Regions from separate parts of the Homo sapiens genome. Here region 1 is linked to region 2. The links are chromatin loops, found by intact Hi-C in ENCODE. Cell type or tissue: IMR-90. All regions are shown on one strand. Each heading gives the region's core, and the rest is flanking DNA. Links, peaks and the distances in the headings are about the cores only. Region 1 has its middle 23 kb from the start of SFTPA2. Region 2 holds the start of SFTPA1 (surfactant protein A1).

Region 1 (12,622 bases), core at 2,284-10,283, 71 kb after region 2:
CAAAGGTGGGCTTGGCGCTTGGCGGCAGCAGGGAAAGAGAGAAATGTTCTTTCTGGTGCATGAGTTTTCATAAGAGGATCTATGTCAAGCCACGGCTCAGTTTGTTATTAAGGTATATGGCTCGTCTCTTAATTGGCAATGGAAAGTTCCAGCATTCCAAGTAGAATCTCAACCTCAGAGCCACACTATACTTTTCAAAAGCTTGGCTAAGAGAAATGCTACTCATGGATAAGTGCCTGCAGAGTGCATGCTGTATTCAATCCTCTGGACAAATATTCTTAAATCTATTACCAATTTAGCCAGAGCCATGAACCTGTGAGCTTGACTGCTTCCCACTGACTCCTTGAAGAATGACTTTTAATGCTTTGTGCTTTGGTTGAGGGACATGATACACATTATACAAAGCATGGTTTTGAACACTGATCCCCATCTGTTGCAGGGATATTGTTGAGGATGTGGCTTCCCTATGAAGCCTCTCTATGAACACCTAGAGGAGAATATGCTCTTTGGTCCTCAGTATCTGGAATAGTTGTGCTTTTTCTTAGAAACCTGCAAATATTCTGGATCTCACAATGTGTCATATATCCCTCTCCCCATCAGCAGCTAGGGTCTTAGAGCCAAACCAGTGAACAACCATGAGTCCACACAAAGAGGGCTAATCACTCGGGTTGGCACAGTCAGTGAGGTGGCATCAGAGCCTGGGGTATAGGCAAGATGCCGTAGTGGCTCGATCTGCCATGGGCAGATCCAGATGTTGAGTGTCAGGGAACCCTCTCCCTAGAGGAGGGTTGGCGATGAACATGGATCCTCCAAACCACCCTAATGCAGGTGCCTGTAGGCCATCACTGCCCCTGAGGGTTAGGGCTGGGGTTAGGGTTAGGTACGTTAGCGTGATGACATGGCACACCTGGTCCTATACCTACACCCTTCTCCTCACCAGCTCTGTATCCTTTATTAACACACATGGATGGCATTGTTGGGAGCAGCAGGAACTGCATGTGAATCAAATGCCATGTGCTTTCCATTGTTTCACCCATCACAGTCCCCAGGGGTAGGTATATTCACACCCCAAAATTCACTTCTATTATGTGAGCCAGGGAAGCAGTATAATAGACATTAGCAGTGTGGGCTCTGGAGTCAGGGAACCAGTTTCAAATCCTGCCTCCACCTCTCACTAACTGAGAGGCCTTGGGTGAGACATTTAGTCTCTTTATCTATAAAACAGGAACAAAACACTGCTTACAAACACAGCTGTGACAGGAAACACATTACATAACCACTGTGAACCATTTAGCACAGAGCTTGACCCAGAAATAAATGCTACAAAGGCATGTATTGTGGTGGTGAAGACTTCGGTTTTTTGGAATTGGATACACCTGGGTTCAAATTCCAGCTCTTCCAGGGTCAACTGTGAAAACTTCGGCAAGTTTCCAACTTCATTAATCCTCATCTTTTACAACTGCAAAATGGGGAAAATAGTGCATACAAAACTCATGGCCCACTGCTTGAGATGAACTGTGTGCTCCATAAGTGATAGCTTTAGCCACTTGTTATTTTACTGCTATACCAGAGAGAATGCAGCTCAAGCTAAACAGGCAAGAGGGAATGTCTAAGGTGATTCTGCAGAGCTGCCAACCCTATGCGGCAACTGACCTCCATCTCCAACACATGGTAGTAACAGCTGCTTAAAAGGATTGTGTTCTATGTTCTAGGCAATGAGCTGAGAGTTTTTATATTTTTGTTTTACCTGGGACTAGGTATGGTGGATCTCAATATTTTGGGGGCCACAAGTACTGTATCAGACTGGTTTCAATCAAGAGATAGAAACCACAAGTGGTTTATGCAATGGAAGTTTAATATAAAGAATTATTCAGCTATGATAAAAGAGCAACTATATGATATAAAGAGAACCTTATAGGGCTACTCTCCCTACAGGTGGAGAAGAGTACCCAAGAAGGACAAGCTTGGAATGGGGCCCCCTCCCCAGGCTGGAGATCAGACATTGTCGGAGAAGGTATCATTGCAGCCCCCTACATGGCAGAGAGATTTGCTGGGTTGCATGGTCTAGAGCTGGTTGCAATTATTGGACAAGCAGGAAACAAACCTCCACAGCCCATGCGAGCCACACTGCTGGGTTGAGTGTATGAGCATGTAGAATGATTGGGTCTCCAGTGCGGACAGAAGGCATGGATCGCGTGGTGCCTGTGTTGGGAGGATACTAAGAGGGCGATCACCATGCCAGGACAAGACTAGTTGCCTGGGACCTTCTGGGCACGTGACTGGAGCAGAGTACCACTGGATCTCCTCACACCAGCCAGACCCAGGAAGAGAAACTCCTTTCACCTGCACTGTTCTCTCAGCACCCTCCGCTGAGAAAGCTTCACGTTATGCTTAGTGTACAGGAGAAATGCTCATGGGAATCCTGTCCATTATCACAGAGCAGGTATTAGTGGGTGAATATGGAGCTGAGAAGTAATAAGTTGTAACTGGTATAGATATCATGGGGGCAATTGTAGAACGCCGTGAACACATATGCATGGGTCCATGTATTCATGAGTGTGCACATATGTGTAATTATTCATACAATTCATGGTGGATACTACTTCGAGGGTGTTCACAGACCCCAGGTAGAGAGCGCCTGGAGGGAAAATTATCCAAGGCAGGCCCATTCACAGTTCCAGGGCAGCCAAAAGAAAGCCTCCGTTAAGCACCAGAAGTCTCCGGGGCAGGTGGGGCCAGGCAGCATGAAAGAATTGGCCGCAAGAGTTCCAAACCCTGTCCCAATTATGGAGGGTGACTTTTCTTTGTCCTCCTTCTCCATTCCCTTCCATATTGCTCATGCATCCAAAGGGAGACCTGAAGACTCTCTAGCAGGGCAAGGCCATTTTCTTTTGGCATTTTTCTCTCCCCAAAGTCTAGCTGATTATCAGCTTAGTCACACAGCAGGCTATGTGCTGTGAACAACAGGCATCCTGGGTTATTTTACAAACTCATGGATAGTCATTTTGAAACCACCTTTGCAAAATTATGACTGAAACAGTGAAAGAGAGCTAACTTAACCAGCTCCATCTTGTTTCTAACCTCCAAGCTGTCTTTGTTCATTCCTGGGCGTAGGCTGAACTAACTTTGGGAGAAACTTAGTTTGTAGTTATAGTTTAAACAAAGATGGTAACAGCCCTTTCCCAATGCAGACCTCCTTCTTGTCTGGGGACTAGACTAACATTAGCCACAGGATTAGAAATTACGGTTTAGGAGTCACGCAGCTGGAGGCTACAAGATTCTGACCCTCCCTAAACTGCTTCTAAGATCAGTGCTTGAGACATGTTGCAGACCCCGCACTTGCTGGATCAGCTGACGCCACACAGATGGATAAACTGCCTCGTCTGATCTTGTGGCCCCCACCCGGGAACTGACGAAGCGCAAGAAGACAGCTTCGACTCCCTGTGATTTCATCCCTGACCAACCAGCACTCCTGGCTCACTGGCTTCCCCCTACCAAGTTATGCTTAAAAATTCTGCTCCCCGAATTCTCGAGGAGACTGATTTGAGTGATAATAAAACTCCAGTCTCCCGCACAGCCGGCTCTGCGTGAATTACTCTTCTTCTATTGCAATTCCCCTGTCTTGATCAATCGGCTCTGTCGAGGCAGCAGGCAAGGTGAACCCCTTGGGTGGTTACAATTTTGCTCCTTCAACAAAACTCCAAGTTCCTCTTTGATAGTGGCAAACACCAGTTGCCGTATTTTCTACTGTTACTGGCACAAAAAGTCCCTGTTCACAGCCCTGCTGGACGTAAGGGCCCAGGTGCTAAAAAGTTACCCCCCACCTCACCCCAGCCTCATCAGCGGGACTGGATACTGGCAGTGGGCAGAGGAATGAAATTTATTTATTTATTTTTCTTATTTATTTTTGAGATGGAGTTTCGCTCTTGTCACCCAGGCTGAAGTACAGTGGCACCATCTCAGCTCACTGCAACCTCCGCCTCCTGGGTTCAAGCAATTCTCCTACCTCAGCCTCCTGAGTAGCTCGGATTGCAGGCTCTCCTGCCGCCACACCCAGCTAATTTTTGTATTTTTAGTAGAGATGAGGTTTCACCATGTAGGTCAGGCTGGTCTTGAACTCCTGACCTCAGGTGACCAACCTGCCTCGGCCTCCCAAAGTGCTGGGATTACAGGCAGGAGCCACCAAGCCCGGTCTTTTTTTTTTTTTTTTTTTTTTTTAACATGTCATGCTTTTATTGTACTGTACTGTACTGTACTGTACTGTACTGTACTGTACTGTACTGTATTGTATTGTATTGTATTGTATTGTATTGTATTGTATTGTATTGTATTTTGAAACAGAGTCTCACTGTGTTGCCCAGGCTGGAGTGCAGTGGAGTGATCTTGGCTCACTGAAACCTCCGCCTCCCAGAGTCAAGCAATTCTCTTGCCTCAGGCTCCCGAGTAGCTAGAACTACAGGCCATGCCCAGCTAATTTTTGTATTTTTAGTAGAGATGGGGTTTCACCATGTTGGCCGGGCTAGTCTCAAACTCCTGACCTCAGGTGACCCACCTGCCTCGGCCTCCCAAAGTGCTGGGATTACAGGCTTGAGTCACTGCACCTGGCGAAATTTATTTCGTTAGATTCTCAAAAAATGTAGGACGCATGAGTGGGACTTTCTGCCTCCATCCCACATCTACCAGAGTAAGGAGAAAGTCCAGGAGCTAAGAGTATTCTGGGTAAGACTCCCCCTCCCTCGGCCGCATTGTCATTGTCAGAGTGAAGAAGGCCCCTGGAACTCCATGTGTTCCTGGCAATCCCTCCTTCCTCCCCAACCACAGACACCCCCCAACATCGTTATTTTCCCTGAGAGCATCAGGACCCATCTTCTTAGGGCCTTTATCTCGATATGCATCAGTCACTCCAAGAAGCTCAGGCCCCTAAGTCATCCCTTCCCTTATCTCCTAGGCCTGAGTCCACATATAGCTCTATGTGGCTCTCTCCACTACTCTCTAGCCTTCATTTTTCCCCTTAGCACATACATCACCTGACATATAATGCATTTGACTGGCTTGTTAGTCTCCCCTGATTGAGGGTGGGGTGTTCTGTCTCTCTTGTTTGACCACTATACCCCCAGGATCTACAAGGTGTCTGGCATGTAGCAGGGACTTAATAAACGTGGGTTCAGGAATGAATGAACAAAAAAAAGCATCTTTAGTGTCCTCTGTTCTCTGGACCTCAGGCTCCACTGCAGCCTAGTTAGTCTTGATCTTCAGGCCTAAACAAGGCCCAAACCACAGGCCTGCTTCCATACTGGCTTATCCCACCTATCTAGCAGTTTCCCAGGCTGGGCTTTGGAGACAGGTGGGCTTGGATTTGAATCCTGGCTCTGCCATTATGAGGCTTTTAACACCTCTGTGCCCCATTTTCCTTATGTGTAAAACCAGAAGGATGCCTAACTCCCGAGAATATGGTAAGTGAATTAAATGGAAGGTGTGTGTAAAGAGCTCAGCACAACTCCTCCAACACAGTAAGTGCACAATAAATTGTGGCCACGAGGGAGGCAATAGGGCAGGATGAGGAGGAGCAACAGGCTTTCTCTGGTGACATCTCCCACGAGTTGGTAGAGGAAGCCTGGCGCACTGTGCACAATGGATTCTGGTCAGGCCCTGAGCTCAAGGGGAAAGAATCCCATGATTGATTACTGATGTCTGTCATGGACATGGGGGCCGAGTGACAGGGTAGGGTGAAAGAGAGTAGCAGCCCCAAGCCATACGTTTGCCATCCTGATCTAGAATTTCCACCATTGCTCCTTTTCTTGTGCATGTCTTGACTGTTTTTAAGGGTGAGAGCTCCCCTGTTTTCAACAGCTCTTTTCTGACTTGGTAATTTCTCACCCACCCCAGCCCTGAATGGTGCAGTCTGCTCCTCTGAGCCCCAACACTCTTTTCTCTGCTGTTCCTTTATTATTTACCATGTAGCATTTTGGTTTTTAAAAATCTTTCTGGCCTCCTTTCCACACATATAGGCAGAACATGCCTTCAGGGTAGATCTCACCTTAGAGAACTAACGCAGGAAAGTGCACAGAGTTGCAAATCAGAAAATCTGAACTTGTTGTGAATTTGAGCTCATCACTTTGCCTTTTGGAGTCTGTTTCCCCAGCTGAAAAGCAGAGCCCTAAGATGGCTTTGCAGCCCATGGTATCCCAGGGCTGTGGTGAGAATCAGCATTTCACTGGGCTCTGTGGAGAGGAAAAGCTTTCATGTCTGGCCAGTCACGGTGGCTCACGCCTGTAATCCCAGCACTTTGGGAGTCCAAGGTGGGCGGATCACCTGAGCGTCAGGAGTTCAAGACCAGCCTGGCCAACATGGTAAAACCTCATCTCTACTAAAAATACAAAAATTAGCCAGGCACAGTGGCAGGCGCCTGTAATCTCAGCTAAGCAGGAGGCTGAGGCAGAAGAATCGCTTGAACTCACGAGGCAGAGGTTGCAGTGAGCTGAGATTGCTCCAGTCTACTCCAGCCTGGGTGACAGAGTGAGACTCCATCTCAAAAAAAAAAAAAAAAAAAAAAAGCGTTCATATTCTCATTGCATGTCCATGTACCCCCTCCTGCCACCAGGTCTCAAACTGGAGCTTCTGCAGATGCTCAAGATGCTTTTTCAGCAAGGGGGTAGTAGGATGAGGCTTCCAATGGGAGCAGTGGGCATTTGGCAGGCATTGACAACAAGCAGAGTTAGGAGAATGGAAAAGAAAAACCAACTTTTCTCGCCTTAAACCGGCAATTGCAAAGTTGAAAGCTAGGAAAGCTAAATGCTGCCATCTGCCGGTCATTTTCTAGGTTAGCAGCATCAAAGTAAACAGTTTTATAAAGCTCTGATTTTTTATTTTTATTATTATTATTATTATACTTTAAGTTTTAGGGTACATGTGCACATTGTGCAGGTTAGTTACATATGTATACATGTGCCATGCTGGTGTGCTGCACCCATTAACTCGTCATTTAGCATTAGGTATATCTCCTAATGCTATCTCTTCCCTCTCCCCCGACCCCACAACAGTCCCCAGAGTGTGATGTTCCCCTTCCTGTGTCCATGTGTTCTCATTGTTCAATTCCCACCTATGAGTGAGAACATGCGGCGTTTGGTTTTTTGTCCTTGTGATAGTTTACTGAGAATGATGATTTCCAATTTCATCCATGTCCCTACAAAGGACATGAACTCATCATTTTTTATGGCTGCATAGTATTCCATGGTGTATATGTGCCACATTTTCTTAATCCAGTCTATCATTGTTGGACATTTGGGTTGGTTCCAAGTCTTTGCTGTTGTGAATAGTGCCGCAATAAACATACGTGTGCATGTGTCTTTATAGCAGCATGATTTATAGTCCTTTGAGTGTATACCCAGTAATGGGATGGCTGGGTCAAATGGTATTTCTAGTTCTAGATCCCTGAGGAATCGCCACACTGACTTCCACAATGGTTGAACTAGTTTACAGTCCCACCAACAGTGTAAAAGTGTTCCTATTTCTCCACATCCTCTCCAGCACCTGTTGTTTCCTGACTTTTTAATGATCGCCATTCTAACTGGTGTGAGATGGTATCTCATTGTGGTTTTGATTTGCATTTCTCTGATGGCCAGTGATGGTGAGCATTTTTTCATGTGTTTTTTGGCTGCATAAATGTCTTCTTTTGAGAAGTGTCTGTTCATGTCCTTCGCCCACTTTTTGATGGGGTTGTTTGTTTTTTCTTGTAAATTTGTTTGAGTTCATTGTAGATTCTGGATATTAGCCCTTTGTCAGATGAGTAGGTTGCGAAAATTTTCTCCCATTTTGTAGGTTGCCTGTTCACTCTGATGGTAGTTTGTTTTGCTGCGCAGAAGCTCTTTAGTTTAATTAGATCCCATTTGTCAATTTTGGCTTTTGTTGCCATTGCTTTTGGTGTTTTAGACATGAAGTCCTTGCCCATGTCTATGTCCTGAATGGTAATGCCTAAGTTTTCTTCTAGGGTTTTTATGGTTTTAGGTCTAACGTTTAAGTCTTTAATCCATCTTGAAATAATTTTTGTATAAGGTGTAAGGAAGGGATCCAGTTTCAGCTTTCTACATATGGCTAGCCAGTTTTCCCAGCACCATTTATTAAATAGGGAATCCTTTCCCCATTGCTTGTTTTTCTCAGGTTTGTCAAAGATCAAATAGTTGTAGATACGTGGCATTATTTCTGAGGGCTCTGTTCTGTTCCATTGATCTATATCTCTGTTTCGGTACCAGTACCACGCTGTTTTGGTTACTGTAGCCTTGTAGTATAGTTTGAAGTCAGGTAGCATGATGCCTCCAGCTTTGTTCTTTTGGCTTAGGATTGACTTGGCGATGTGGGCTCTTTTTTGGTTCCATATGAACTTTAAAGTAGTTTTTTCCAATTCTGTGAAGAAAGTCATTGGTAGCTTGATGGGGATGGCATTGAATCTATAAATTACCTTGGGCAGTATGGCCATTTTCACGATATTGATTCTTCCTACCCATGAGCATGGAATGTTCTTCCATTTGTTTGTATCCTCTTTTATTTCATTGAAAGCTCTTGTTTAAACTCAGTAAAGACCCGGAGGGAGGAGGTGGCATTTACTGAGCACCTCCTGTTTATAAGGAACTGTCTTCAAGTGTGCCATGGGTACAGACATAAATTAGCACTGGATGTTGCTGATAAAGAGAGCACAGATTCCAGAGAGCCAAGGCTGCCTCTCAATGACTGCATGCCTTAAGTTCACCCTTCAACCTCTCTGAACTTCAGTTTTCTCAACAGGTAGATGGACCAGGGTGCCCTCTAAGGATCCCAAGGAAGGGCCTTAAAAGATGAAGAGGATGTTGACAGACAGTTACTGAGAAGGAAAAGAGGAGGGCATCCTATGCAGACAAAGAGGAGGGTTTCAAGAGAAGTCCTGACATGTGTCTCCTTCCCTCGTCCCCTCGTTTGTGAAGCCGAGGGGTAAGTTCCTGATCTTTAAGTGCCTGTCCGCCTCTGACTTCTGGTCAAGGGAAGGGACAGAGGAGTTGGAAAGACTTCTTGAAGGAAGAGTGAAACAAACACCTGTGTTGTAGGATCCACCAACTTTAAGAAATGGAACCATGTAATTACCTTTAAAGTATTCTATAATTTATTTACACATTATTGTATATTTTGTTTACAACATTCTACTGTTGATGGACATTTAAATTATTTCCCATTGTCTCCAGGTTTATTTGTTTTTCTGGCTTGGACATCCATGTGCATGCATTTCTTCCTCTTCTTCTTCTTCTTCTTTTTTTTTTTTTTTTTTTTTTGTTTTTGAGACAGGGTCTGTCTCAAAAGACCCTGAGACTGTCACCCAGGCAGGGGTGCAGTGGCATGATCACAGCTCCTTGCAGCTTTGACCTTCTGGGTTCAATTGCTCCTCCCCTCTCAGCCTCTTGAGTAGCTGAGACTACAAGCATGTACCACCATGCCTGACTAATTTTCATATCTTTTTGTAGAGGCAAGATTTTGCCATGTTGCCCAGGCTGGTTTCGAACTCCTGGGATCAAGCAATCCTCCCGCCTCAGCCTCCTAAAGTTCTGAGATTACAGGCATAAGCCACTATAACCAGCCATGCATGCATTTCTGTCAATTACATACCCAGGGATGAAACTCTTGGATTGTAGAGGGTGTACATTTCCAACTTTATAGATCATCACGATTTGTTATCCAAAGAGGTTGCACTAATTTAAACTCGTGTCAAAAGTATGTGAGTTCCTATTGTTACAGGTAGCTAGTCAGGCATGAGCAGGGCAGGAGAGGGCTCGACCCCCACCCCCCCACCAGTAATGTCACCAACCACCAGGCGATTGTTAAACTGTCTCTAATAATGGGTCGCAGCCTGCACCAGGGAAAGGCCATCTCCTAATAGATAGAACAAACTTGAAACTGGTGATCAGCAGCTTCCCAATAAGATCTCAGGAGTTGGGCGAGTGGGCTCAAGCATGCACACTAAGAGGCAAAATGGTGGAGTTTAACTTCTAGGGACATTCACCTGGTAGGGGAAGAATGCCTCAAGTGAGCATGCACACAACTCCAGTAAACACACTGCGTGCTCACCGCCCAACTGCTAGCAGACCACTGCACACGTGGACAGACCACTGCACACGTGGACAGCCCACTCCCAGGGAAGAATCAGGGGAGAAGGGATGTACAACCCTGGAACTATGTCAACAGATAAAACCCCAAGTCAAAGGTCAAACAGTGCACTTGATCTCTCAAGTCGTCCGCTGGCCCTCTTCCAAGTGTACTTTACTTCCTCTTAGTCCTGCTCTAAAGTTTGTTGTTGTTGTTTTGAGAGGGAGTCTTGCTCTGTTGCCCAGGCTGGAGTGCAGCGGCGCGATCTCAGCTCACTGCGAACTCTGCCTCCCGTGTTCAAGTGATTCTCCTGCCTCAGCCTCATGAGTAGCTGGGATTACAGGTACCTGCCACCATGCCCAGCTAATTTTTTTTTTTTTTTTTTTTTTTTTTTTTTTGTATTTTTAGTTGAGTTGGGGTTTCATCATGTTGGCCAGACTGGTCTGAAACTCCTGACCTCATGTGATCTGCTCGCCTCGGCTTCCCAAAGTGCTAGGATTACAGGCATGTGCCACCGAGCCAGGCCTAGTTTTTTAATAAACTTTCACTGCTGCTCTAAAACTTGCCTTGGTCTCTCATTCTGCCGTATTATGCTGTTGGTCAAATTCTTTCTGCTGAGGAGGCAAGAATTGAGGTTGCTGCAGCCCCCTAGGGATTTGCCACCAGTAACACTATGATTCACTGGAAAGACTTGAAATTGTCAGATTTTTAAAGGTTTGCTAATACAGTGGGGTAAAATGGTGTCTTACTGAGTTTTCACTTATTTTTAATAGAAGAAAAGGCATACAGATGAATTAATGTATGGGGCAGGGGAGAGTCAGTGATTTCCCAACCTCCCAATGGGGTATAGAAGCTGACATACCCTTTTTCACAGGGTAAGGAGGAGATAGGGAATGTAGACAATTCCTTTGAGGGGCAGCAAGTGATGGTTAGGGAGAATGATCAACCCAGGAGACAGAAATTAACTGTAAATGATTCGCTTTGGAATTGGAGCCTGAGAGGCAGGCATTATGTTATGGAAAAGACCATCCATCCATGTGTGGTTGCATTCTTCACTCTTCTTTTCATTTCCCAGCTTCTAGGATGTCCCAGTGTCTTCCCTGTGGATCTCCCAGTACCTGCAGGTCACAGAGTAACACAGGCTGTGGCAGAGTCACCTGGGCCTCCCAGAGCAGGGAAGACCAAGCACTGGACACCAAATTTTTCCACAATTAAAAATACACATGGCCGGGTGTGGTGGTTCACGCCTGTAATCCCAACACTTTGGGAGGCTAAGATGGGCAGATCACCTGAGATCAGGAGTTTGAGACCAGCCTGGCCAACATAGTGAAACCCTGTCTCTACTAAAAATACAAAAATTAGCTTAGTGTGGTAGCATACACCTGTAATCTCAGCTACTCGGGAGGCTGAGGCAAGAGAGTCACTTGAACCCAGGAAGCAGAGATTGCAGTGAGTCGAGATCACGCCACTGCACTCTCCAGCCTGGGCCACAGAGCAAGACTCCATCTCAAAAAAATAAATAAGTAAAATAAAGAAAAAAATACACATGTATTCATACAAGTGTTGATATTTTGAGTTTTTTTTTGTGAAAATATGTTTATTTCATTTGTCTCTTTTTCTATTATCTTTTTTCTTATTAATATGTAAGATTTAAAATATATATTCTTTGCCAGATGCAGTGGCTCATACCTGTAATCCCAGCACTTTGGGAGGCTGAGGCGAGAGGATTATTTGAACCCAGGAGTCCGAGACTAGCCTGGGTAACATAGTGGGACCCACGTCTCTACAAAAAATAGAAAAATTAGCTGAGCATGTGTCATGTGCCTGTAGTCCCCGCTACTTGGGAGGCGGAGGTTGGAGGATCACTTGAGCCTAGGAGGTCAAAACCACAGTGAGCTACGATTGCACTACTACAGTCCAGCACGGGTGACAGAGTGAGACATCATCTCTAAATAAATTAATTAAATATATATCCTAGAAATAACTCCCTTATCAATTATGTGTATTGTAAATCTTACATCCCATTCTGTAGCTTGCCCTTTTACCTTCCTATAGTGTCATTTGAAGAATAGAAGTTTTTAATTATAATATAACTGTGGTAGGCAGAATTCTCACGACCCTCACCCTTTTAAGATGTCCCCCTGAAGAGTGGACAGAACCTGTGGATATAGCAGGATGTCACTTCTGTGATCATGCTGCATATATGGCAAAAGAAATTTTGCAGGTGTAACTAGGATTACTAATTGGTTGCATATGAGTTAATCAAGAGGGAGATTATCTAGGTGGGCCCAACCTCATCACATGATCCCTTCAATCTGGGGTCTAGGGACCAGAGACAGAAAACTTCAGAGAGTTTCAAATTGCAGGAAAAACTTGGCAAGCAAATCTGGCTGGTGTTTTTAGTTGTTTGTTTGTTTGTTTGTTTGTTTTTGAGACAGGGTCTCACTCTGTGGCCCAGGCTGGAGTGCACTGGTGCAATCTCCACTCACTGCAACCTCTGCCTCCCAGGTTCAAGTGA
Region 2 (11,185 bases), core at 1-8,000:
CAAATGCCCTTGGGGAACCTGTAGGGTTTGTCTGATCCCCATCATCCCCGTGTAACTGACTTCAGGGTCGCTGTGCCCATGTTTCCACTGCCCACCTGCCCCACCCTGCTCACCTGGAGGGCCCCTCTCGCCAGGCTCCCCCTTCTCTCCACACTCTCCAGGGATACCAGGGGCTCCAGGCAGCCCATCATTTCCAGGAGGACATGGCATTTCTCCAGGTGGACCCATGGGGCCTGCAGAGAAAAGAGACATGGATGTGTAGGATCTGTCACCCACAACTGGTTGGAGCTAGTGAGACTCGATGCCCATTATCACCAGGGCTGGCTCAGCTATCACTCTATCACTCCGTGGGCACTATGAGGACAGACTCTCCAGGATGCGCCATCATAAGGGCCCCAGGAACCCACCAGCCCTGCAGACTGAAGTCCCACCCAGCTTACTATAGCCCCCAGCTCACTATGGCCCACAGCCTAGGGGCCTGGACAGATGGGCCTCCTGAAAAGGGGTCTGTGTCCCTCAGCTGAGGGTGGGGTCTGCAGCACAGTACCTGGAGGGCCAGGGTCTCCTTTGAGACCATCTCTCCCGTCCCTGCCTGGCAGGCCGTGGGATCCAGGAGTGCCGGGGATACCAGGGCTTCCAACACAAACGTCCTTCACTTCGCACACAGCACCAGAGGCTGCCATCAAGATGAGGTTGAGGGCCAGAGGGCACAGCCACATGGCTCTGGGTCCAGTCGCTGCTCCTGCAGGAGGGATGGCCGTGAGCCCATCTGCCACCTCTGCCAACATCTCCCCCACTGTGCTCTGTCAGGACTCAGGAAGCTGGGCAGAGCCCGAGAGGCAGGGCGGGCGAGACCAGAGTGCTGGGAAGACCCGAAGCTCCCGGGAAAATTCCCAGCATCACCTGGCACCTGGCATGGCCTCATGCTTCAGGCCTCCGGCTGGAGGTTGTGGGGTCTCCAGGCTGCTGAGGAGGAGGAAGAGTAAGGAGCTCTGGGGAGCCCGGGGACCTGGGCTCCAGTGCAGTCTCCTTTCTTTCAGTGCCTCACTATGTTACCCTGGGAAACTGGCTTCACCTCTCTGACTTCAGCTGAATCTTCCGTGCTCTGCAGAAAACCTGCCCTGTCCCTCCCAGGCTATTAGTCAGGTCACTCACTCACTGACTCACACCATCTGTCCTCATCCCTGCTGTGTTACTTTCTTTTCAGGCTCCAAGAAATCAGCGACCTGAGAATGAAAAAAGATGAACGGGGCCCGCAGCCTGGCCCCCCTCAAGGTGGTCAGTCATGGAGTCCCCTTTCTTTTTGGGGTCTGTTCTCTCACTGCCCCTCCTGTAGGCCCTGCTGAACCCTGTAGGGATGGATCTGGCCAAAGAAAATAACAAACATGAGGATCTTTGCAGGTCACCTATGTTGACTGTGCTGTGAAACACCTCCCAGTGGAAAATGGGGAGTTGCCCTCCTTCCCAGCCTGGGCTTTGGTCAGGCCTGTGGCTGCTGGGCTGGTCCTCTCTGCCTGCGATCCTCAAGCTGGAGAACACCTAGGGGATGGGGCTAAACTCACCCACACACAGAGCCTCCAGCTGCTTGGGTCTCTGCCTCCAAGTCAGAGGGTAAGGTAGACGCAGCATTTATAGATGTGGGGGCTGCCAGGCTTCCTCCTCACCCCTGAGAGCCCTACCACAAAACCTGTGCTCCAGGCAGGAAATGGGCATAGTGTTTACACAGCATGTTTCCCCAAGAGCACTCAGGCTGGAGGATCTCAAAGGACCCTTGAGGGGAGCACAGAACCTGCGAAAGAGGAACTCCAGGTCTGTAAGAAGAGAAATCCCCCCCTTGGCTGAGGTCACCCACCCTGCCCCTAGCAAGCTCCTTAGCAGTGAAAGCCGAGAGCCCTTACACAGGCACTAAGGAAGCCCCACTGGGTTCCTGGTTTAGATTCAGACAATGAAGAACTCACTGCTCCAGCTGAGATTGGTCAGGTTGATCCAGGCCAACTTGTCTGTCCTGCGACCTGGCTCAGCCATGAGCCCCAGGCCCCCCCACCAGCCTGTGTCCCTGGAGCCTGCAGCTGAGTTGGTGGGCACATGGGCAGAGTGGCAGGCAAATATGCTGCACGTTCCACTTCCCTCTGCCCTAGCAGGTTCAGCTGGAGGAGTCAGGGCAGCACCTGGAAGGTCACGGGAGAGCTGCAGTTTCTGTCTTTGGTAGAACATCACTTTGGGTGATGTCTGGCAACCTGCAATGGTGATTATGCTAAGTGTCCCAGTGATATATGAAGCCCTAGTTGTTGAGGTCCTGGTTTGAGCATCTGGATTAGGAGGGAATCTCCAACTGTGGAGGTGGTAATGATGGGAACCAAGACAGGAAAATCTCCCCTGGCTTATTTGGAATTGGTTTGAAAAATCCCAAACCATTGAGGAGTCTGGAGCTCTTCCAGGGAGCGGAAGCTCAGCCAATGGACCCCACTCCCAGAAGCAGGAAGCTGGGCAGTGCCAATTTGTAGCATGGAGTCTTTCAGCTGCCCCAGTGCTGTCTGCCACACCATGTGGTGGGTGCTGGGCCAGGTGTGGAATGGGGGAGTCAGGCCAGTGCAGGGTGGGGGCAGGTGGGGCGCAGCTCCAGCAACTTGGCTGTGGGGAGGCAGGGCTGTTTTGCAGGTGATGAGCAGGAACAGAGGCCAACTCAGATGTGCAGGGCCTTGTGGTTGGCAGGGCAGGGCGTGACTTTAGGGGAAAGGCACACCTGAGTTTTCACCCAGAGCTGTCACTTATTACCCATGTGGACTCAGTCAGGTTATGTAACATTTTGAGGCTCAGTTTCCTTTTTGTTTTTATTATCTTGAAACATCAAATTTACAGAAGAATTGCAGGCACGGTACAAATATGTTTCCCTGAACCTATGAAAGTAGGTTGTCAGCATGAAACCCCAACACCCCAATACTTTAATGTGTTTTTCATGCAAAGGCATTTTCGCATTATAACCATAATCAAGAAATTAACATGGATATAATAACTCCAAATAGCCTTCAGGCCCTATGCAAAATGTACCCAATGCCCCAATAGTGTCCTTTATAGCAAAGGATCCATTTCTGAGCCATGTGCCGTATTCGGTTGTCACGCTTCTCCAGGGTCCTGAAACCCACAAAGGCCCTCTGTCTTCCCTTCACCTTCATGACCTGAACACAGTGTGAAGATCACAGGAGAGTTACTGTGTAGAATGCCCCTCACTTTTTTTTTTTTTTTTTTAATGTATTGGCTCATGATTAGATTCAGGTTCTGTAACTTCAGCAGAAATGCGATAGACATCCTGCTGCGCTCTTCTCCCATTCTACCGGGCGGCATGTGACTTTAGTTTGCCCCAAGATTGATGATGTTCTTGTTGATCATTGAATTAAGGTGGTGGGTGTCACGCTTCACTACCATAAATACATTCTTTTTCTGGTTTTAATCAGTGACTATGTTATGAGGACGCACTTTGGGGCTATTGTAAAGATCCCATTCCTCATCACACTGTCTCTGTTGCCCATTGATTGATTTGTAGCAATGTGGACTCGTTCGTGAGGCCTACCACTGACCACCAGGGGGTGCCGAGCACCCACCTGCGGGCTGCAGGGGGCACTACGTGTGTTTGATGTTGAAACAGTTACAGTTTGCCAGCACATGGCACCAGTGAATCTAAAGAATGTCGTTAAGAAGATGGTTCTCCCAACACAAATTTGTCACTCTTAGCTCTAAGAATTGCTGTAGTTCCTGCTGAGTTCCGAGTGCCCACACCAGGCCACTCAGCTGTGTCCACAGCCTCCTCCCCCTGCTTAGGCTCCACTGCCCCCGCCGGTCCAGTCCGCTCTCCTTCAGTATCTTTCTCGTTCTCCTCGGGGCCTCACCCTCCACGTTGGGCTTCTTCCCTCTGCAGGGATATCCTCTTCACACTGCCAGTCCTTGGGCGCCCATGCCAAGCCACCTCAGAGTCCACAGTCTTGCTTTCTCTCTCCATCACACCCTGAGTTTTCACTAAAGAAGGAAGGGAATGAGGCATGCCTCTATTCTCTGTCTTTCAGAATAGGCAACCATCTCTCTTCACCACTCCCAGCTTATACCCCTCTGGAGTGTATCCAGAACCAATGGGACTGCTTTGATCCTCTTAATCTGGAAGAAAAATGCCTCATAGCCCTCTGCACAAAGGTTTGGCCAAATTATGAAGGACCGGGTGGACCTCAGGAATGAACCTTTCATTTCGATAGTATCCGGTGATCAGGCCTTTTCTGTATACATGAAGACAAATGGTCTGAGGTCCCATATGTGCAGGTTTTCTATACCTTGCAAGGCAATCCAGACCTTTGCTGACAGTGTAGGATTGATACAGCCCTCCTGCTTGCCATCTCAGGGAGGACTGCAAGGGGCAAGCCTAGGAAACTAAAGATATGAATCCCAGAGGCACCCCAAGCAGAGAAGCCAGCCCCCTCCAGCTCTTCCCCTCTGGGTCTACCTCGACCTCCCTATTCAGCTTCAGCCTCTCACTTGCCCCCTCCTAAAAATCCTCACCCTAGACAAGCCCCAACCTCACTCTTGCCCCTTCAACCAATGCCTGGTGAATTTGGGCCCAGTAAGGTCCAGTTCCCCTCCTCCCTACAGGACTTAAAGTGAATTAAGGGGGATCTTGGGAACTTTTCAGATGACCCCGACAGATATATAGAGGCTTTCCAGAATTTCACCCAAATATTTGATCTCTCCTGGAGAGACATTATGTTGCTTTTGAACCAGACCTTGACAGACACTGAGAAGCAGGCTGCTCTGCAAGCAGCAGAGAGATTTGGGGATGAGCTTAGTATCACATATAGTGTCAGGGAAGGGGGCAAACATTATCCAACTGGGAGAGAAGCAGTATCAATGGATTACCCTAAATAGGATTCCAATGACAAGATGGAAGCCTGGAAGAGGAGGCACTTTCAGGTGTGCATAATGGAGGGCTTATGTAAGACCAGGACCAAGCCTCTCAATTATACTAAATCATCCATGATTGACCAGGGATTTGATGAAAATCCCACTGCCTTCCTGGAAAGGCCAAGGGAGGCCTTAGTAAAGCACACCTGTCTATCCCCTGATTCAGCTGAGGGACAACCAATCCTAAAGCATAAATTTACTACTCAGGCAGCCCCTGATATCAGGAGGAAGCTACAAAACAGGCTCTGGGACAAGAGAGTACTTTAGAGAACCTTCTGAAAGTACCCACCTTGGTTTTTTATAATAGAGATAGGTAGGCACAAGAGAGAGAGGAAATACAGGAAAGAGACAGAGACTTTAATGGCCAGCAGACAAGCCCACAAACCCCAGAATTCCCAGGGTGCACCTGTCAATTGCTACAGATGTGGCAAATCAGGGCATTTCAAGAATTTCTCAGACAGCATGAGGAAGCTACCTCAACCCTGTCCAATCTGCAGTGGGGACCACTGGAGGGTGGACTGTTCCTGGGCATGCTGGTCACCAGGTCCAGAGCCAGTCTTCCAAATGGTCCAGCAGCAGGACTGACAGGTCCCAGGGCTCCTCTCCTGGCTCCTGTAGTCCAGACCACCATTATCATCAAGGTGCCCTGGGTAATCATGGAAATCGAAGAGAGGAAAGTGGACCTCCTTTTGGACACTGGGACTGGTCTCTCAGTTCTCCTCTTGAATCCAGGCCCCCTCTCCTCTCTTAGCATGACTGTGAGGGACATCTCAGGAAGGTCTTTAACCCGATATTTTTTCCAACCCCTTAGCTGTACCTGGGGTTGTTCACCAAAGCTTTTCTAATTATGCCTGAAAGCCCAACTCCTCTGTTGGGTAGGGATATTCCGGCCCATGTGGGGACCATCATTCTGATGGCCCCTAGGGAAACTCTTTGTCTCATCCTAGTAGAGACCAATATTAACCCAGAAGTTTGGGCAACTCTAGGGAAGATTGTCAGAGCCACAACTACCATACCAGTCTGGGTCCATCTTAAGGATCCCACCTCCTTTCCTAACCAGAAACAATATCCCCTGAAACTAGAGGTTAGGAAAGGACTAGAAGCCATCATTGATAACTTGAAGATGGAGGGCCCACTCAAACCCTGCAATAGCCCTTGTAATACCCCAATATTGGGGGTACAAAAACCCAACTAGAAATGGAGGCTAGTTCAGAACCACCTCCTTGTTAATGAGGCTGTGGTTCCAATACATTCAATGATTCCCAATCCGTATACCCTGCTAGCTCAAATACCTGAGGGAACTAAATGGTTCCTGGACCTAAAGGATGCCTTCTTCTGCATACCATTATACCACAACTCCCAGTATTTGTTTGAATTTGAGGATCCCTCTAACCAAACCACCCTGTTAACCTGGACAATGTTACCTCAGGGATTCCAAGACAGCTCCCACTTGTTTGGGCAGGCATTATGGAGAGATCTCTCCAAGTTCCTTTATCCTCAGGTCAAAGTTTTGCAATACATGGAGGACCTTCTCTTTTGCACTCCAACTGAGGAAATCTCTCAGAAGGGCAGTAAGGCTCCTCTTAATTTTCTTGCTAACAGAGGATATAATGTTTCAAAATCTGAAGCTCAGCTCTGTCAGACTTCAGTGAAGCACCTAAGCCTGGTCTTGTCAGAGGGGACCAGGGCATTGGGCGAAGAAAGGATTAAACCTATCTCCTCCTTTCTCCTCCCCAAACACTCAAGCAACCGAGGGGATTCTTACGCACAGGAAGTGGCAGTAATACATTGTAAAGGCCACCAAAGAGGGATGGATGAAATAGCTGAGGGAAACGGGCTGGCAGACTGAGCAGCTAGGGGCTGAGCCGCTTCCTGTGGGAGGAAAACTGAGCAAAATAGTCTATTAATTTCCTGATGGCATTTAATGGGATACCCATTAGCTGTGAGGAAGTTCCTGTCTTTCCAGATAGTGGCATGGGTGTGGAGAACTAGGAAAGCATACTTAGAATCAGTATAAATGTTAACTGTTTTTCCTTTGCCTAATTCAAGTGCTCTCATGAGGGTAATTAGTTTGGCCAGTTGAGCACTTGTGCCTGAGGAGAGAGGTGTGCTCTCAACAATATCATTCAGAGTAACTATTTCACACCCTGCTTTATGAGCAGCTAGCTAGACTGAGCAGCTAGCAGCAGCAAGGGGGCCCCAGGTCTCTGACCCACTTGAAGCCTTACTGATCTTGGAGGGCCCCCATCAGAGAAATAAAACCTCAATACTCTCCTATGGAAATAGAATGGGACACCTCTTAGGATGGCATGCTTCATCTACCAGCTGGCAACCAATGGAAAGTTCTTAAAAGCCTTCTCCAGGCCTTCCACCTAGGTACAGATAAAACCTACTGACTGGCTCAGATTGTTCTCAGATAAAAACCTGATACAAACAGTTAAACAGGTTGTTAATGCTTGCAAGACCTGCCTTAAAAACAATCCCCTTAATTAATAGTGTCTTCTCCAAGGCTACCTAGGGGAAGACTGGCAAATGGATTTCACCCATATGCCAAAGGTAAGGGGCATCCAGTACCTCCTAGTGTGGATAGATACCTTCACTAACTGAGTAGAAGCATTTCCATGTCAGACAGAGAAAGCCTCTGAGGTGATAATAGTACTAATCAATGAGATAATTCCTCACTTTGGACTCCCTAAGTACCTCCAGAGCAATAATGGCCCCTCGTTCAAGGCAGCTGTCACCCAGGGGGTCTCAAAGGCACTAGGCATACAGTACCATCTTCATTGTGTTTGGAGACCACAATCCTCAGGAAAGGTAGAAAAGACAAAAATGATATTATCAAAAGGCACCTCAAGAAACTGTCTCAGGAGACTCATCTCCCCTGGACTACTCTTCTTTCCATAGTCCTGCTATATATCAGAAACACTCCTTCAAGTCTGGGTTTGAGTCTCTTTGAGACTATGTATGGATGACATTTTCTCATGAATGATTTCTTGCTAGACCAAGAAACCTTTGTTTTAATTAAGCACATAACCTCTTTGGTCCATTTCCAACAGGAACTGAAACAACTGTTGAAGGCCCAATCCCACGAACCAGGCCCACCTCTATTCAACCCAGGGGACCTAGTACTGGTAAAGGTACTTCCTTACCTTTCTCTCTCAATATGCCCTGGTTGGGAGGGACCTTGCACTGTACTTCTTTTCACTCCTGTGGTGGTGAAGGTCAAGGTCACCAGAATAGACTCTTGGATTCATTATACTCAAGTAAAGGCCTGGGAAGCCAACAGAGTCACCTCTTTCAACCTAGAGGAGCATCCAAAATACCATTGTGAAGAGATCAGGGTACTCAAACTAAAAATCACAAAAGGTTAGTGTTAATTAACATTTCATGTATGTCCTCTTTGTAGTCTTGCCTATGCTTGTGGTTCTTACCTTTGTTCTGTTCTATACCACGGGGTACAATAGTGTTTTCAGGGTAATTAGTATATTTTACTTCTTATTTCTGTAATCTTTGGCACTAGATTCTTTCCTTGTATAATACACAATTTTAACCCATGCCTACTTAATCTTATAAAACTTTTTTTTTCCTCTCTCACTTAGAGGTTATCAAACTCAAGATGATCAGGCAATCAGAGCCTCAGATGATGGCTCCCTTTTGTCAGGGACCTTTAGATAGACGTCTGGGAGGAATCTGACTGACATTTTCCCCAAAAAAACTCCCCCTGTCAGCAGGAAGTAGCTAAGACTTGTCATCGTCCATATTCTAAAGGCAGTTAGATGTGCCTCTTCAGAGGAGGGGAATGATAATGACAGGAGACAGTGACACACTGGGTAAAAAAAGGGTGACTCCCCAACAAAGACCCCACCCTCAAGCCTGAAGACCTGTGGCCCTAAATGAGAAAAGACATTTCTGTTTTCATGACCAAAAAGTTGCCTTTTGTTCTGCCACAACCCCTATCCTGCAACCATATAAACCTTGAACCCCAGGCTCCAGAAGCAGACCAGCAGACTAGCAGACAAGCAGATGGACAGTGGAACGACGTGGCAGAGAGAGAGAGAAGAGGAGGAACATCTGAACACTGAGGGGAGTTTGCCCAGGGGCGATCGGAGAAGATACCAGCTACTGGATGGCCCGCCTCCAAGGGAAGATCACCTTCCCACTCCATTTCCCTTTCCAGTCCCCAATCCATCTCACTGAGAGCCACCTCCACCACTCAATAAAATCTTGCACTCATCCTTCAAGCCCACATGTGATCTGATTCTTCCAGGATGCTGGGTGAAAGCTTGGGATACAGAAAGCTGTCACACAGGCCCTCTGCCCTTAGGATAAGGCAGAGGGTCCATTGAGCTGATTAACACTCAAGCCACCTGCGTATGCAAAACTGAAAGAGTTTTGTAACACCAGGATTACAGGCACCCATCCCTAGACTCTACTGAACAGCTGGAGCCCAAAGCACTCACCCCAGCCTCTGAACCTGCCCATCTGCATGCTCCCCCTAGGGGTTTGAGCAGTGGGGCAACCAAACAGGTGAGCCACACCCCTGTCATGCATCCTGTGAGGGGGATCAGGGGACTCTCCCGTTTCAAAGGGGTGCAGAGTGGAGGCCATGTACAGGCACTAAGGACAGTGCATGGGCTTCTCTGCATATTTGAGGCCTCTCTCTTAGTGCTCAGGGGACCCTTCCCCTGCCCCCTTTTCCAGCTGCCCTGGGTGCTAGCAGTAGGAGGAGGCTGTCTGTGACTGCTGGATCTTTCTGTCACTTTGGATCATCACAGCACTCTATGAGTTGTACAGAGAGTAAATCCCCATTCCATACTTCAGTCAGCTGAGGATGACAGGGGTTACATGGATTGCCAGAATTACCAGAAATCTTCTTTCCAGCTCAGTCCTCTGCTAGAACCTTCCCAGAGTCAGAGGAACATGCTTATTCTACCTGTACATGAAGACAAGGGAATGCACAAATTAATTTACTAATCATGGATATATTTCAAAATCGCTTATAATGTCAGAATCTAAGGGACAGCTCAGCCACATGAAGGGGATGGAAGTTGAGGCTTTTCTTTGCTGAGGCAGCCAGCAAACTAAGCAAATATGTGTGTATGCATTATATACATATATATACACACACATATATTGTGTGCTGTATGTTTACATACATATATATTACATTGATGCCTCTCTAATAATGCCATTTTATTTTTAAAAAGAATAACACTGTAAATATATTTCTGTTGCCTAGAAATAGCATCCAATTTGCCTTAAAAATCACATTACTTGTTTTTATTTTCATTTTTGCCAATGCAGCCTTGTCACCCTTCTTTCTGCCCTGAACATTTTGAACCTTCCAAACCCCAGAGAAATACATCATGCTTTACTGAGGTTTTGAGGAGAGGGAGAGAGGTTTTCCCATTCTGCACCTTGGAGGAATTGAAACTGGCAGGTGGCAGCAACTGTCTTCAAAGAAATAGGCTCAGGAACACACACGTGCAGACACACACACACACATTCTCTTACTTTGCACCAATAAGATCATACTGCATATACTGTTCTACAATTAGTGTTTTCTCTTACATATGCCAGCCATCTTTTCAGATTGACACATAGGGATATAATTGTAACTATAGTCTTTTCTTGGAGTTTGTTTGTTTTTACTTCTGGTAATATATTCTTTACTATCTTTTTAATTTAAAAAATGTTATTTTTGACACAATTATTTTACATACATATGGGCACAGTGGACTATTTTGATACATGTATGTAACGTGCAATGATGAAATCAAGGTAAGCAGCATATTCATCACCTCAAAAACTTACTGTTTTGTGTTGATAACATTCAAAATCCTCTCTTTTAGCTATTTGAAAGTATACATAATTTTTTTGTTGGCTATGGTCACCCTACAGCGCTAAAGAAGGCTACAACTCATTTCTCCTATCTAGCTGTAATTTTGTACCCATTGCCCCACCTTTCCCATTTCTCATTCCCCTTAATCTTCCCAGCCTCTAATATATTCTGTTCTACTGTTTACTTACTGTTCTATGTTTACTTCTATGAGATTAACTAAGTTTTCTTAGCATCCACAAATGAGTGAGAACATGCTGTGTTTAATTTTCTTTTCCTGGCTTTATTTCACTTAACATAATGGCTCACCCATGTTGCTATGAATGGCAGAATTTTATTCTTTCTTATGGATGAACTGTATTCCATTGTGTTTAGTTACTACATGTTTTAAATCCATTCATTCAC

What was found. Hi-C counts contacts between places; a loop is a spot of excess contacts. Peaks named below come from ENCODE experiments on the same cell type or tissue, not always from the same donor. Only the 100,000 strongest peaks of a DNase experiment are listed, where the experiment ranks them.
Region 1: it touches region 2 in a loop (12-fold over the local background); 13 of 110 quality-filtered maps call a loop at or near these places.

What each region holds. Positions count from the first base shown.
Region 1 is chr10:79,531,486-79,544,107 of GRCh38, reverse strand. It overlaps the pseudogene RPS12P18. Among named protein-coding and RNA genes, the nearest start is that of SFTPA2, 23 kb to the left of the region's middle. In IMR-90, for the core only: a CTCF peak has its summit at 6,806 (motif pointing left); a DNase peak (open chromatin) is centred at 6,787.
Region 2 is chr10:79,601,360-79,612,544 of GRCh38, reverse strand. It overlaps SFTPA1 (surfactant protein A1), which reads right to left and starts at 1,606. Exons shown (of 6, transcript NM_005411.5): 1 at 1,563-1,606; 2 at 1,156-1,226; 3 at 548-742; 4 at 114-233. The coding sequence starts at 719. LOC124902469 (a long non-coding RNA gene) reads left to right here and starts at 7,935. Exons shown (of 2, transcript XR_007062215.1): 1 at 7,935-8,307; 2 at 8,928-9,187. In IMR-90, for the core only: a CTCF peak has its summit at 3,592 (motif pointing right); no DNase peak of the experiment used is centred there; H3K27me3 peaks cover 1,845 bases.